4 separate regions of the Homo sapiens genome follow, and all the other regions are linked to region 1. A link is an interaction called in ENCODE POLR2A ChIA-PET data of the cell type or tissue named here. Cell type or tissue: Panc1. All regions are shown on one strand.

What was found. ChIA-PET counts read pairs that join two places held together with the same protein. Peaks named below come from ENCODE experiments on the same cell type or tissue, not always from the same donor. Only the 100,000 strongest peaks of a DNase experiment are listed, where the experiment ranks them.
Region 2: POLR2A ChIA-PET joins it to region 1 with 6 read pairs; 11 of 35 experiments call an interaction of 5 or more read pairs at or near these places.
Region 3: POLR2A ChIA-PET joins it to region 1 with 6 read pairs; 4 of 35 experiments call an interaction of 5 or more read pairs at or near these places.
Region 4: POLR2A ChIA-PET joins it to region 1 with 9 read pairs; 1 of 35 experiments calls an interaction of 5 or more read pairs at or near these places.

The regions. Positions count from the first base shown.
Region 1 is chr17:50,647,902-50,651,901 of GRCh38, forward strand. The region is part of intron 1 of ABCC3 (ATP binding cassette subfamily C member 3); the gene reads left to right. Among named protein-coding and RNA genes, the nearest start is that of ABCC3, 15 kb to the left of the region's middle. In Panc1, no CTCF peak of the experiment used is centred here; a DNase peak (open chromatin) is centred at 1,530; H3K27ac peaks cover 3,091 bases.
Region 2 is chr17:50,721,432-50,725,431 of GRCh38, forward strand. The region is part of intron 1 of LUC7L3 (LUC7 like 3 pre-mRNA splicing factor); the gene reads left to right. Among named protein-coding and RNA genes, the nearest start is that of LUC7L3, 3.8 kb to the left of the region's middle. RefSeq lists an enhancer at 3,505-4,000. In Panc1, no CTCF peak of the experiment used is centred here; no DNase peak of the experiment used is centred here; H3K4me3 peaks cover 1,519 bases; H3K27ac peaks cover 1,254 bases.
Region 3 is chr17:50,582,958-50,586,957 of GRCh38, forward strand. The region is part of intron 9 of CACNA1G (calcium voltage-gated channel subunit alpha1 G); the gene reads left to right. Among named protein-coding and RNA genes, the nearest start is that of CACNA1G-AS1, 23 kb to the left of the region's middle. In Panc1, no CTCF peak of the experiment used is centred here; no DNase peak of the experiment used is centred here.
Region 4 is chr17:48,961,333-48,965,332 of GRCh38, forward strand. GIP (gastric inhibitory polypeptide) reads right to left here. Exons shown (of 6, transcript NM_004123.3): 3 at 2,978-3,148; 4 at 395-487. Among named protein-coding and RNA genes, the nearest start is that of GIP, 5.3 kb to the right of the region's middle. RefSeq lists an enhancer at 3,169-3,718. In Panc1, no CTCF peak of the experiment used is centred here; no DNase peak of the experiment used is centred here; H3K4me3 peaks cover 389 bases; H3K27ac peaks cover 850 bases.

The DNA.
Region 1 (4,000 bases):
GGTGGTGGAAGCCTGTAATCCCAGCTACTCGGGAGGCTGAGGCAGGAGAATCACCTGAATCCCAGAGGCGGAGGTTGCTGTGAGCTGAGATCACACCACTGCACACCAGCCTGGGAGACAGAGCAAGACTCTGCCCAAAAGAAAAAAAAAAATTGTAGTTGGAAGGACTTCTGGTTCTATAGGGTGGATTGAACACAAGACTTTATCTCCAGTCCTTCCTGATTTTCCATCAAAGTGACAGTAAGGAATAAAGAATGTAAACCTACAAGGACAAAGAGAAGAGGAGACAACAGCAGACAAGATATTAACACCTTTTTGGAAAGTGAGAAACAGGTTGAGGAGTGATCACTGACACAGCAGAGAACAACTGAAACCAAAGGCCATTTGGAGTCTGTAAAAGCTCGGGGATTGGAGGGCTGAAGGAGGCAAGGGGAAGAGCAGGGCTGAAAGCAGCGGCTGCTAGGAGAATGCATAAGGAGAGATGAAACACCCAAGATACTTATCCATCTCCTCTCAAAGCCAGGCAAATTCCAGCCACCTCACAGAAGACCAGCAGTTTATTCTGTGGAATTAAGTAAAAGTCTGCATACTGAAGGATAGAACCCTCAGCCCTCACTCCTAAATTGGTCCCAGAGAAAAGACCTCCAGATTCTTCCAGTTGTTGGGGGAGTCTTCCCTAAAGGACCAGGTTCCTACTTGATCACTCTGCAGTGAAGCCCAACAGCCAATAAGCTTGGTCCTCGGTACTCTGTCTTCAGTAGCTGTTTCTTGGTCCTTGGTCCTTGGTACTCTCACTCATCATTGTTCACAGATTGCCCTGAGGAGTCCCAGATCCAGTCCCAAATCCACCTGCCCCCAACACACAGAGCAGCCAACTCTTTAGTGTCTTACTCCAAAATATTGAGACAGCCAAGCCGCAAGAATCACCACAGGTCGGGTGCAGTGACTCACGCCTGTAATCCCAGCACTTTGGGAGGCCGAGGCAGGCGGATCACTTGAAGTCAGGAGTTCGAGACCAGCCTGGCCAACATGGCAAAACCCCTCTACTAAAAATACAAAAATTAGCTGGGCATTGTGACACGTGCCTGTAATCCCAGCTACTCGGGAGGCTGAGGCAGGAGAATTTCTTGAACCTCAGAGGCAGAGGTTGCAGTGAGCTGAGATCGTACTACCACACTCCAGCCTGGGCGACAGAGGGAGACTCCATCTCAAAAAAAAAAAAAAAAAGTCACCACACATTTGAGGAAAAATTCTGTTAAAATAAAAACTTTAGACAAATTAAATTTAGCAGAGTTTATCTGAGCAAAGAACAATTCATGAATCAGCCAGCATCCTGAACCAGTAGAGGTTCACAGAGTTTTACCACCCAGCAGTATGGGCAGGCAGTATTAATGGACAGAGAAAGGAATTGATGTATAGAAACAGCTTGATTGGCGACAGATCAGTATTTGCCTTATTTGGGCATGGTGCAATGAGGTGTTTGCCTTATGTGGACATGTTCTGATGATCTGGCAGCTTGTGATTGGCTGAAAATTCTGCTATATTTGGCTGAGACTTGGCTGCTTATTGTAAGAATATACTCTCAAGTTACGTTGCAGTTTGTTTACATATTGAATTATGCTACAGTCCACTATGTATGGAGTCAGCTTTATACCTGGGTGACAGAGTGAGACTTTGTCAAAAAAAGAAGGAGAGGAGAGGAGAGAGAGGAGAGAGATGAGGGGTGGGGAGGGGAAGGGAGGAAAGGAGAAAGGAAGGAAGGAAAGAAGGAAGGGAGGGAGGGAAGGGAAGGAGGGAGGGAAGAAGGGAAAGAAAGAAGGAAGGAAGGAAGGAAGAAAGAGAGAGAGAGAAAGGAAGGAAGGAAGGAAATAGGCAACACATAAAATAAATTTTTTTAATAGGATCACAGGTCACTGTGAACAATAGCCGTTCATTAAATGACTTCGGAGGCATATACAAAAAGTTACATAGTTGTAGAAAAAGCTTAGCTGTTTTAATAGCGAGTTCTCAGTTTTCTTAAGTGATCAAAAACCTAACAAAGACAGCATGAAGCACAGGAAATTATCTGGGTAGAACACAGAATCTTTGTTTTCTAGGCCAACTACCTAAAGAGAAAGAAAAACATTTTACAATTTCCTATTATGATCAGACCAATAATCTAAGAACACCATGTTGTTTTAATGGAGAGAACCAAATTCTAGTTTTGCATCAGTGTAATTTTGATATTAATGCTAGCTCTTATCGCCCAGGCTGGAGTGCAATGGTGCAATCTCTGCTTACTGCAACCTCCGCCTCCCGGGTTCAAGTGATTCTCCTGCCTCAGCCTCTCAAGTAGCTGGGATTACAGGCGCCTGCCACCACACCCGGCTTATTTTTTGTATTTTTAGTAGAGATGGGGTTTCACCATGTTGGCCAGGCTGGGCTCGAACTCCTGACCTCAAGTGATCCACCCGCCTCTGCCTCCCAAAGTCCTGGGATTACAGGCGTGAGCCACTGCACCCGGTCGCTAACTTTTATTCTTAAAAAACTTGTAAATAATTACCTCCTAATCTTAACCAGCTTGATCACCCATAAAATTTCTTTCACAAGATTCATCTTCCACAAACCTCCTACAACTCTTATATCCATTCACTTTTTGTCCTATACTTTCCTCTTCTCATTTTCGAAAAATCAGTCATTTCACTTTAGGACAAAATTTATTCTCTTTTTCCGTTATCAAAACAAAACATCCTCACGTCTTATAGCTTTTCCTTAGCTTCCTTTGTATATTTCTTTTTCATATATTCCTTTTTCTTACCTTCCTTGTATATTTTCATATAGATTTTCCCCCTTATTGTTTCTAGTAATTGTAGCTACATATATTAATTAGAATTCTTAACCCCGGCCAGGTACAGTGGCTCATGCCTGTAATCCCAGCACTTTGGAGTCCGAGGTAGGCAGATCACTTGAGGGCAGAAGTTCAAGACCGGCCTGGCTGACATGCTGAAACCCTGTCTCTATTAAAAATACAAAAATTGGCTGGGCGTGGTGGCGGGCACCTGTAATCCCAGCTACTGGGGAGGCTCAGGCAGGAGAATTACCTGAACCCAGGAGGTGGAGGTTGCAGTGAGTCAAGATTGAGCCACTGCACTCCAGCCTGGGTGACAGCGCGAGACTCCATCTCAGAAAAAAAAAAAAAAAAAAAGAATTCTTAACCCTTAGTGACCTTAATTTCCATGGACATTAGAAAGTAAGCATTTGTGAATTGTGTGTCACACCAGCTGTAGATTGGTAAATCTATGAACCATAATGTCTAGAAGCATGAGCTTTCTCATAGTACAATTTGTCAGTGTGGCACAGAACATGTTTCTCAATGGTCCAAAATGTCTTTAAGTCTCTCTGTAAAAATAAACTGTAAAGGAGGCAAAATTTCATTTGTATCCCTTTAGGTTTTTTGTTTGTTTGTTTTGTGAGGCCTGAAAACTAAATTGTTGTTTGTACAGATTTCCCTCCTCCTCAACTTTCTATTCTTGATGCTAAGAGTGTTAAAACCTTCTGGTGGCTGAGCGTGGTGGCTCACGCCTGTAATCCTAGCACTTTGGGAGGCTGAGGCAGGTGGAACACTTGACCTCAGGATTTCGAGACCAGCCTGGGCAACATGGTGAAACCCCATCTCTACAAAAAATACAAAAATTAGCTGGATGTGGTAGCTTGTGTCTGTAGTCCCAGATACTTTGGCGGGGCTGAGGCGGGAGGATTGCTTGAGCCCAGGAGGCAGAGGTTGCAGTGAGCCGAGATCTTGCCACTTGCACTCCAGAGTAGGCGATAGAGACCCTATTTCAAAAAAGTAATAATAAAACCTTCTGGTATAGGAAGGACATCTTTTACATGGGAATTTTATCTTACATTCATTTAACTCACTTATTTTCAACACTTATGCTTGGATTGCCTATAAAGATGAGATAATAAACAACTAGTCATCATTTTGTTTTTCTTGCTGACAAATTTTATAATATAAAGA
Region 2 (4,000 bases), 74 kb after region 1:
TTTTATGTCATCTCAGCCGTAATCTGCTTTGCTTTCAGTTTTAGTACTTTTCACTAATTTTAACTTTCAGTGTTTATTACTAAAGTATTTAATGCCTTAATGACAGATTGCACTTCACTCTAGATTGAAGGATTTCAAGTCAGTTACTGGCATTTCAGATTGATATCTGCAGGGAAAATGTTGGTAGTGTTGAGCAAAAACAAAGCACATGGTCTCATCTAAATAGGTGGAATTATTGTATAATGAAGCTGGGGAAGCTGTTGATATCGTTTCCGGGTCATCTGCATATTCTTGTACTGTTGGCTGTTAGTGCTAAACCTGCAGGGATGGGCAAACCCATTATATGCTGAAAAGGAGTCACCTTTTCTATAGCCTAATATTTTAACATATTTTTGCATTCCTGTTCTATCTGGAAATTTTTCTTGGCCATACTTGCATTAAATGGAAGAAGCCATTTCAGCTGGATGGGGCCCTTGTTTTTTTTTTTGGAATAGAGATAAATACCAAAATAAGGAAAGGAAGCAACCATTAATTAAAAGACAGTTGCCGTGGCATCTGTAAGTATTTAACAGTCAAAATGCTAACTTTACCTAGTATTAAAGGTAGTCCCTAGATAGCTGTATTTGACCTGTGGAATTTGTTTTAAATGCATATTTCTGTACTTCAACCCCTTCAACTCCCCTTCCCAGAGAGTCAGATTCTGTCTGTCTTGGGGAAGGGTCCCAGTATCTGCATTTTTTATGGCTCCTCTTATGCATTCTTTTTTTTTTTTTTTTTTTTTTTTGAGACGGCGTCTTGCTCTGTCTCCCAGGCTGGAGTGCAATGGCGTGATTTTGGCTCATTGCACCCTCCGCCTCCCGGGTTCAAGCGATTCTCCTGCTTCAGCCTCCCCAGTAGCTGGAACTACAGGCGCCCTCCACCACGCCCAGCTAATTTTTATATTTTTAATAGAGATGGGGTTTCACCATGTTGGCCAGGATGGTCTCGATCTATTGACCTCGTGATCTGCCCGCCTCGGCCTCCCAAAGTGCTGGGATTACAGGCGCGAGCCACCGCGCCCGGCCGGCTCCTCTTATGCATTCTAAAGTTTGTGACCTACTGTTTCCTGACCCATCCTGATTAGTCCTGGGCTTTTAATTGTGCATATCTGCACAATTAAATCTTAATTGGTATTAATTTGGTAGTAGATTCTAATACTGTACTTTTTTCTCCTTTTCATGATGGGTAATAAGTGAGCAAGCAGCACTTGCGAAGCGCAGTTTCAAGTGAAGGATGCATCTGTGATGCAAAATCATCGACCATTTATTTGTAATGGTGTGTATGTAACCTTCACCAAGGTATTTTACTGGGGCTAGTGCTTTTACAGGCATTTCCAACTTTGTAGATTGCTACCTCTGGATCTGAGAAACTGCAGCTAAAGTGAAGTCGGCTTTAATACTGTTTCATGGATTCATTGGTACACCCTCCCACCGTGTTTATTTGTATTTTGCAATTGTTTGAGATTATTGTTTTGGTTTTTTGCACTAAGCAATTGCTTGGTTAATCCTAAACAACCACAGTGATGAGGAAAGCATGTGATTGTAACTAACTGCCTAGGGTGAGTACCTTTCAGTGAGGGTTTGATTTCAGTGTTAGCCAGAGAAGGCACTAGTAGCCATATTATTAGAAGATTGTAGTAAATTGTAAAGTCTGATCGGGAGTTTTGTTATTTTTTATGTAGCAAGACAGAAATTTTGTAGTTCAAATTGAGGTTTTTATATTCTAGATCTCAACCTGAAAATGAAATTACTTAATCATTAACACTGATTCTAATATCTGAAATGAGTTTTCTTCCATTTATCAAACTCAAGCCTACCCTTCCTTCCATGAAGGTTTAACATGAAGGTTTAATAATTTATGAAGGAAATTGAACTATGTTCTTTTCTAAAATCTTTGGAATGTTAGCAGATACTGTCATTGACACTGAAAAGTTGTTTAGAAAAGGAAAAATAGCTAAAGCTTCTGTCCACATTTTTTACTTGTATACTTTTTCTTTTTGCTTTAAAAATGTTCAGAATTTGGGAGCAAAAATTGAAAGCAAAAAACTAGTAATTATAATGCATGATGGCATCTATTAATATGTATTTTACTAGTTTTCATTCAGAGTCACCAAAATGTTCATAGTAACTTACTATGTTACTATGGAGTAAGATAGAAAAGCATTTTCTACCCTGCTCCCTGCCCCCCCCCCTTTTTTTTTTTGAGACAGAGTCTAGCTCTGTCACCCAGGCTGGAGTGTAGTGGCATGATCTTGGCTCACTGCAACCTCCACCTCCTGGCCTCAGCGTCCCGAGTAATTGGGATTGCAGGTGTGGGCCACCACGCCCGGCTAATTTTTGTATTTTTAGTCGACAGGGTTTTGCCATATTGGCCAGGCTGGTCTTGAACTCCTGACCTCAAGTGATCGGTCCGCCTCAGTCTCCCAAAGTGCTGAGGTTACAGGCGTGAGCCACTGCGCCCGGCTGGCATTTCCTACCTTACTCCATAGTAAAATAGTAAGTGTTGGCTTCTCAGAATTGCCAGCAGTCCATGTGTTATATGTGTATGTAATTGCTATTTGCTTTTCTTCCCAAAACATACAGAATTAGAGTGAATAGTATAATAAATTGAACTCCCCATGTACCCATGCCCAATTTAGCAATATTAGCACATAGTCAATATTATTTCCTCTGTATCCCTTCCATTATTTTGAAGCAATTCTGTTATTGTCAACCTTAAAGCGGTCATTGTATATCTGTAAAATACAAGGACTTTAAAAAAAAAACATAGCCGACCGGGCATGGTGGGTCACCTGTAATCTCAACATTGGGAGGCCAAGGCAGGCAGATCACTTGAGGCCAGGAGTTCGAGACCAGCCTGGCCAACATGGTGAAACCCTGTCTCTAATAAAAAATAAAAAAATTAGCTGGGCGTAGTGGTGCATTCCTGTAATCCCAGCTACTCTGGAGGTTGAGGCAGGAGGATCCTTTCAACCCAGGAGGCAGAGGTTGCAGTGAGCCGAGATGGTGCCACCACAGTCCAGCCTGGGCAACAGAGTGACACTCTGTCTCAAAAAAAAAATAGAATAAAATAACCACAATACCATAATCACTGAAAATTATAGTAAGGTATTTCGTAAATCTTTGGTTGCTTTAGGAAAATTGTGTGTGTGTGTGTGTGTGTGTGTGTGTGTGTGTCATTATATATGTTATTAGCCTTGATTTCCTCACAAAAGGAGAAGGTAGCTTAAGTTTGTAAATTTGACTTTTTTGCTAATACAGTTCTTCGTTTTATGAAATATTTTCTCTTTTTTTTTTTTTTTTTACCCCCGAGATGGAGTCTTGCTCTGTTGCCCAGGTTGGAGTGCAGTGGTGTGATCTCAGCTCACTGCAACCTCCACCTCCCGGGTTCAAGCGATTCTCCTGCCTCAGCCTCCAGAGTAGGTGGAATTACAGGTGCATGCCACCATGCCTGACTAATTTTTGTGTTGTTGTAGAGATGGGGTTTCACCATGTTTGCCGGGCTGGTCTTGAACTTTTGACAACAAGTGATCCTCCCTCGGCCTCCCAAAGTGCTGGGATTACAGGGGTGAGCCACCATGCCCAGCCTTTCTCTTCATTTCTTATAGTAAGTTAGGAAAATTGTTGTATTCATTTATCCAACAAAAATGTATTGCTCGGCTGGGAGCGGTGGCTCACGCCTGTAATCCTAGCACTTTGCGAGGCTGAGGCGGGTGGATCACCTGAGCTCAGGAGTTTGAGACCAGCCTGGCCAACATGGCGAAACCCTGTCTCTACTAAAAATACAAAAATTAGCCAGGTGTGGTGGCGCACGCCTGTAATCCCAGCTACTCGGGAGGCTGAGGAAGGAGAATCGCTTGAACCCGGGAGGTGGAGGTTGCAGTGAGCCGAGATCACGCCACTGCATTCCAGCCTGCGTGACAGGAGCAAGACTCCATTTCAAAAAAAAAATTAAAAGTATT
Region 3 (4,000 bases), 65 kb before region 1:
TGAGTGAGTTTGGCTGTTCAAGGCGAGAGAAGCTGGGGGTGGGGCAGGAGGAGGTGGTCCAGATATGGTAAGTCTGAACTTTGAAGGAGGTCATAGACTCCTTTTCAGTTCTGCTGAAGGCTGGGGACCCTCTCCCCAGAAAATCCCCATATGCCTGGACACCCTAAATGTGGCCTTTGAGGGCAAAGGTTGATGGACACCTCCCACCCCAGCCAGTCCCTTGGTCTCCAGATAGAGGAGCCCTGGCTGAAGAGCTAGGGCTGAGGACCAAGCAGAGCTTTGGGGGATGATCCTTTGCAGCTGACTGGCCCCAGACATTCAAAGGCTATCTGGTGTGGGAGGGAGAGGGGCATTGTTTTGGAGATGTCTGCTAAGGTGTTCTCTTGTTCTTTTAGGCATCCCCTGGCTCCAGGCTCTCCCAGTTCTGCAAACAAGGGGAGCATATCCTGTGCACAGCACACTAGAATAGAATATTAGAATATCAGGGGGTTGGGGGCTGAGCCAGAAACACCCAAGAAATGTAGGTTCTGGTGGAAAAGTCATTCTGTTTCATGGATGATTATGCCAAATGCCGCAAGAGAGGCTTCAGGGGACAAAGGAGAGCTGCTCATCCCCAGCTCTCCTTCGGAAGGGCTTCACGAAGGTGGTGGCTTTTGAACGGAGCCTCGAAAGATGAATGGAATTGACAGTGGCTTGGGTGGTGGGGGTGGGGGGAGGTGGGAGATGGAGGGGTGGGTAGGAGCAGAGAGATCTAGGTGGAGGGATTAAGGCACATGCACAGGGTGGCACTCGATGCTCTGAAGGACAGTCAGGTTTTCCTCCCTGCCCTGGCCCCGAGGTGTCTGAGCAGTGATTGATGTTAGCCCAGCGAGGAAGCCGGTGCTTCCCATTGGTGCAGGCTGGGTGGAGGAGGGCCTAGAGGCTATTTCTGTTGTTCAGATCAGAGGCAAAGAGGGCCCCAAGTAAGGCCATAGCTATGGGAACGAGGGGTTGTGGGTAGGACGCAATTTCACTGGCAGGTTCTCTGGGCCGGGGCACCTTAGTGTCCAGAGGGAGGAAGGGTGGGCAAGAATCCTAGATAACCCGAAGTTTCTAAGGCAGAATCCCGAGCATGATGGCGCCACCCGGGAAGGAGCAGGTTTGGGAGAGGAGGCGAGAGGGTTTGTTTTGGATGCACTGAGTTTGAGATGGCTGTGGGCCATCCCAGGAGGGAGATCAGGCAGGCTCTGGATCTCTGGATGAGAAGCCAGGGGCTTGGAGAGATTGTTTAGTGTCGTCTACACCCCAGTGACAGCCAGAGAGGTAGGAGTGGGGGTACTGGTGGAGGGAGCGGGCTTAGACTGAACTCTGAGGAATGCTGGCCTGAGGGAAGAGAGGCGGTGAAATGAGCACTGGGAAGGGGAAGAGGTGGTTGCTCAGGGTCGGGGAAGCCAAGGGAGGCTCAGCTGCTGCTGAGGCATCCACTAAGAGGAGGGCTGGGAAGAGGGTCCCTGGACAGAGCTGGAGCTGTGGGGCCCAGAGTTCAGAACTGAATGAGTCTGGAGTCCCACAGAAGCTTTCTGCTTTTAGGCACGGGGGAAGGAGATTGGAGAAGTAATGGATGCAGGCATAACTGATAGGCCAGGGCCCAGGGGAGCCGGGGGCGGGGGTAGGGGGTGACAGGGGGGCGGCGGGGGAGCACATCAAAGAATCAAAGTGCAGGTGGAGGAACGGCTGGCTCCCTTCCAGGAGAGGAAGAGAGACAGTGGGATGCACAACACAGAGCTCTTTGGAGGAGGGACGTGGAGCCCCCCATGTAAGCCTGCAACGAGGGGCCAGGTGGGGAGTAGGGCTGGGGGCTGCAGAGTCCAGAAGGATTGAGGCAGCTCCTGGGGGAGAGAGGAGACCTAAGAAGGGAGGAACCAGGGACTGTGAATAAAGGCATGAAACAGCCATGGGGCCACCACCCACAGGGAATCACTTGTCCAGTCAGCACATGTTCGTGCCTCTCTCTAGCGATACTCAGCACTTCCAGAGCCGCAGAGGAGAGGAGGAGGGCAAGGGCACTTACCTGGGCTGGGGCTGGGCAGGGCAGGAGCTCTTGAAAGTCTTCGTCAGAAGGGCAGCCTTTATGTGGCCTACTGTGGCCCACCATGGGCTAGACGCTGTGCAGGTGGACAAGGCACAGGGGCTGCAGCTCCAGCATTTTATTATTTATTTATTTTAAGAGATGGAATCCTGATCTGCCCCCTGGGCTGGAATACAGTGGCTTGATCATGGCTCACTACAGCCTGGAACTTCTGGGCTCAAGCGATCCTCCCACCCCAGCCTCCCCAGTAGCTGGGACTACGGGCACCTGCCACCATGCCTGGCTATAGCTCCAGAATTTTAAGTAGCAGGGGCCTTGGGTCAGCTGTCTTGAAGCTGAGTGGGCACCGTGAGTGTGCTGTGCCTAGTTAGCTTGTGTGTTTACTTTTGAGGGCTTCGGGGAGCTGGGAAATATCATGTCACCTACACCCCAATGACAGTGGAGAGGTGGGAGTGGGGGTGCTGGTGGGGGGAATAAGCGTAGAATGAACTCTGAGGAATGTTGCCCTGAGGGCAGAGAGGCAGTGACTGTGGCTAAAGCCTCTCCTTGGCACTGCCTCTGATTAGGAGGCCCTGGGGGCACCATGACACCTAGCAGTGTGCCCAGTGGGCAGGAGGGCACAGGAGGGGGGATCCAAACTGGAGAGCTTCCGGGGGCTGGGGAAGACCAGGACCATGATCTACATGATGAGGCCTGTGAGATTTCCAGGAAACCTCCTGCCACCGAGGTGTTCCCTGACTTCCCACACCTCCTTGAAGACTTGCCTCCCACTGACCCAGTGACCCTCACTGCCTCACTGCAGCCTGTCTGTGCCCCTGTCCTGGGTGGGTGGGAGCAGCAGGCAGGCCCATCAGAAGCAGAGGTGAGGTGAGCTGAGGAGTCTGAACAGAAGAGCAGAGATTTCAGGGTCAGTGGAGCAGGTGGAAGCTGGGGCGATGGCAGCTGGCTGGGGTCGGGCTTGGGCAGAGCACGAGTGACTGGTCCAAGCCTCTGCTCAGCTCTGACGAGGCCTGTCCAGCCCCTCATGCCCTCTCTGCAAGAGGCACATCACTGTCTGCCAGAGCTGGCTCTCAGGCCTCCTGCCTGGACTGCTGCAGTATCCTAATTGGTTTCTGTCTCTACCCTCCAAGCCGTCCACACGCTGCCACCACTGCAGCCAGATTAATCTTCTTCATACACTGCTTTGTACATCTCCTTCCTCCCTTCCCACCCGCCCCCAGGGCCTCAGTGGCAGCGTGGTAGGCAGAGACTTGTCCAGAGGGAGCAGAGGAAGGCTGTTCCACCTGGCCCTGCCGACCTTGTAGCCTTCTCTCCCACCAGCCCCTCTCACCCTCTGATCTGGGCAGACAACTTGATTCTTGGTTCTGCACTGTGCCCTGCACACCCCTTCCCTTGCTGTCCCCAGCTGGGGACACCCTCCATGGACATCCTCCCAGGCTGTCCTCCCCACTGGCCCACTGACCTCAGCCGGGATTGAGCTCCCGTGGCTCCTGGGTTTTGCCCCCAGTGTGGTGTTTAGTTGCAGCCTTGCAGATATCGGTCCTGCCTTCTGTGAGCTTGGCCCTGGGGCTGGGGTTTCTCACAGCCTTTCACTCCTTTGTTCTGTAGAGCAGCCTCCCAGGAGGTAGTGTTACCCTGTTTAACAGAAGAGGCCACTGGGGATCTGAGAGGCAAAGGGAATTGCCCAAGGTCACATAGGAAGAAAGTCTCAGAGTTGGTGGCACCTTTCTAACACCAGTGTTTGGCACACAGAAGGCACTTTTAGGGCTAGTTGATGGAGCAGCTATGAGGCTTGGGGAGCCCCGGTGCTGGGAAGTACTGAGCAGCTTAACGCTGCTGCAAGGTGACAGCCGGAGGGGAGGGGAGTGGAGGTGTTAGGAAATGGGAGATGGAGATTTACAGTCAACATCAGCACAGACAAGAGACCTGGGA
Region 4 (4,000 bases), 1.7 Mb before region 1:
GATTTCAGGGGAGTGGGCCTGGGAAGATCCCCCGCTCTTTCACAAACAGTCTTCCCGAGGTTTGGCAGGGAGAGGTGGTGAGGCCAGGACCTGAGGTCTCTTCTTTCCTGCCCTTCTCCTGACTCAGTGACTGTGCTGTGCATGCAGTCATCAATATTAGAAACCCTGTCCCTGAAACCCCTCCTAGCACCCCTCCCGTTTCTCCAAGGCTTCTTCCTTAAGCTTGGGCTGACCTCCAGGAGTTTGCTCAATGAAGACCCCTCTTTGAACTCTGAGAGGAAGAGGATGCTTATCTCAGGTCCTTGCTCTGCTCTGGGGTCAGGGAGAGGGAACAAAGAGGTGGGGGCGGGGCAGGAGGCTTGGCTCCCTCCCTTCCCTCTGCGCCCTGACTCACCTCTGTGGCTCCACTGCCTCCTCCTCCTTCCTATTAGCTTGACTGGCCAGCTCCAGCGCCCGAGCCTCCCTCTGGGTGATGTTGTGTTTCCAGCTGGGAAGATAAAGATTAGAGAGTGGGCAAGCTGCGGAGACTCCAGTCTAGGGACACTTGAATCTTTTAATATCTGAACCCCAAAAGCAGAGGGTACCTTTTTCCACTCAACCCCACCTAACAGTGGTCTTCAGCTGCCTCCACCAGTGAACAGCTTTTCAGAATCTACCGTGCTGACCAGAGAGGGCGGGGAAAGAGACTTGGCATAGAGCAGGGAGAAGGACGAGGACAGTTAATCTTCTCTTCATTTTTTTTGGTGTGTGTGTGAGAGACAGGGTCTGGCTGTATTGCCCAGGCTGGAGTGCAGGGGCACCATCTCAGCTCACTGCAACCTCTGCCTCCCAGGCTGAAGCCATCTTCCCATCTCAGCCTCCCGAGTAGCTGAAACTACAGGCAGGCATCACCACACCCAGCTGATTTTTGTACTTTTTGTTTGCCATGTTGCCCAGGCTGTTCTCGAATGAACTCGTGAGCTCAAACAATCCACCTACCTGGGCCTCCCAAAGTGCTGGGATTACAGGTGTGAGCCACCATGAACAGCCAATCCTATTTTCTTTCCTTTTTCTTTGAGACGGAGTCTCGCTCTGTTGCCAGGCTGGGGTGCAGTGGTGCAATCTCAGCTCACTGCAACGTCCGCCTCCAGGGTTCAAGCAATTCTCATGCCTCAGCCTCCCGAGTAGCTGGAATTACAGGCACGTGCCACCACACCCAGCTAATCTTTGTATTTTTAGTAGAGACGGGATTTCACCATGTTGGCCAGGAGGGCCTCAAGCTCCTGACCTCGTGATTTGCCCGCCTCAGCCTCCCAAAGTGCTGGGATTACAGGTGTGAGCTACTGGGCCTGGCCCTAGCCAATCCTGTTTTCAAAGTCTAAAGTGGCCACCGCCAAGCAAGCAGTCATTAGAAGGAGCTCGTCTCTCCCTTGCTTCATCCTCAGACCCCTGGGGATCCTCTCTGAGCTCCCATACATCTTCTGACTCCTCCCCTTTGAAGTAAAGGATTAGGGCCAACACAGTGGCTCACACTTGTAATCCCAGCACTTTGGGAGGCCGAGGAGGGCAGATCACGAGGTCAGGAGATCGAGACCATCCAGGCCAACACGGTGAAGCCCCGTCTCTACTAAAAAAATGCAAAAAAATTATCCGTGCATGGTGGCGGGCACCTGTAGTCCCAGCTACTCAGGAGGCTGAGGCAGGAGAATGACGTGAACCCGGGAGGCGGAGCTTGCAGTGAGCCAAGATTGTGCCACTGCACTCCAGCCTGGGTGACAGAGCAAAAAAAATCCGTCTCAAAAAAAAAGAAGTAAAGGATTAGGGAATAGCCCTGGTCCCTACCCCTAGCCTAGACTGGTGCCCAAGTCAGGGTCCTGGCCAGAGCTACCATGTCTGACTCCCCATCCTTGCCTGGTGAAAGGTGCCACCCAGGCTGGGTGTGGTGGCTCACACCTGTAATCCCAGCACTTTGGGAGGCCAAGGCAGGTGGATCACCTGAGGTCAGGAGTTCGAGACCTGCCTGACCAACATGGAACCCCGTCTCTACTAAAAATACAAAATTAGGCCAGGCGCAGTGGCTTATGCCTGTAATCCCAGCACTTTGGGAGGCTGAGGTGGGCGGATCACGAGGTCAGGAGTTTGAGAACCAGACTGGTCAACATGGTGAAACCCTGTCTCTACTGAAAAAAAAAAAAAAAATTAGCCAGGTATGGTGGCGCGTACCTGTAGTCCCAGCTACTCAGGAGGCTGAGGCAGAAGAATCGCTTGAACCCAGGAGGTGGAAGTTGCAGTGAGCCAAGATCGAGCCACTGCACTCCAGCCTGGGCAACAGAGCTAGACTTCGTCTCAAAAGAACAACAAAAAAATACAAAATTAGCCAGGCGTGGTGGCACATGCCTGTAATCCTAGCTACTCGGGAGGCTGAGGCAGGAGAATCGCTTGAATCCAGGAGGTGGAGGGTGGAGGTTGTAGTGAGCAAAGATTGCGCCATTGCACTCCAGCCTGGGCAACAAGAGCAAAACTCTGTCTCAAAAAAAAAAAAAAAAAAAAAAGAGAGAGAGAGGCGGGGTATGGTGGCTCACGCCTGTAATCCCAGCACTTGGGAGGCCGAGGCAGGTGGATCACGAGGTCAGATCGAGACCATCCTAGCTAACACGGTGAAACCCCGTATCTACTGAAAATACAAAAAAAAAAAAAAATTAGCCGGGCATGGTGGCAGTTGCCTGTAGTCCCAGCTACTCAGGAGGCTGAGGCAGGAGAATGGCGTGAACCCGGGAGGCGGAGCTTGCAGTGAGCCGAGATCGCGCCACTGCACTCCAGCCTGGGCGAAAGAGTGAGACTCCATCTCAAAAAAAAAAAAAAAAAAGAAAAGAAAAAGAAAGGTGCCACCTGGGGTTGTGCATCATGTGGCCTGTGTGGCCACAGCCGGTGGCCTCCTCTGAAGGTAGGAAGGCAGAGCCCGGCACAGGGAACAGGAGGAGTGTAAGCAGCGACTCACTCATTCTTCTTCCCCTTTTGGGCCAGCAGCCAGTTCACAAAGTCTTGTTGGTGAATCTTGTCCATGGCAATACTGTAGTCACTGATGAAAGTCCCTTCCGCGTACCTGGGGCCTCGAGGTTGAGGGCTGCTCACCTTAGCATGAGATCCAACAGGCAGGGAGGGGAGAGCGCTGGAAACAAGGGTGCGGAGAAGGGGCAGAGATGGGGGGAGAATCACAATGCTAGGGTAAATGACTGTCACTAACAGGAGGCAGACACTTGAAAACAAACCAGTCCGTTTTTATGGAGACTCCCTGTGGATCCACTCCCCCACCCCACCCCAGGCTTTATCCTCAGCTCCAGGGCCCACTTCCTGCAGCCTCAGTGTGTGTGGCTCTGGATTCTGGGCAAAAAGAGATCACGGGGCCAGGGGCGGTGGCTCATGCCTGTAATCCCAACACTTTGGGAGGCCAAGGCAGGCGGATCACCTGAGGTCGGGATCGAGACCAGCCTGACCAACATGGAGAAATCCCGTCTCTACTAATAATACAAAAATTAGCCAGGCGTTGGCAGGGCGTGGTGGCTTACGCCTGTAATCCCAGCACTTTGGGAGGCTGAGGCGGGCGGATTACAAGGTCAGGAGATCGAGACCATCCTGGCTAACACAGTGAAACCCCGTCTCTACTAAAAATACAAAAAATTAGCCAGGCATGGTGGTGGGCGCCTGTAGCCCCGGCTACTCGGGAGGCTGAGGCAGGAGAATGGCGTGAACCCGGGAGGCGGAGCTTGCAGTGAGCTGAGATTGCGCCAGTGCACTCCAGCCTGGGAGACAGAGCGAGACTCCGTCTCAAAAAAAAAAAAATTAGCCAGGCGTGGTGGCACATGCCTGTAATCCCAGCTACTCAGGAGGCTGAGGCAGGAGAATCACTTGAACCTGGGAGGTGGAGGTTGCAGTGAGCTGAAATCGTGCCATTGCACTCCAGCCTGGGGAACAAGAGCAAAACTTCGTCTCAATAAAAAAAAAAAAAAAAAAGGCTGGGTGC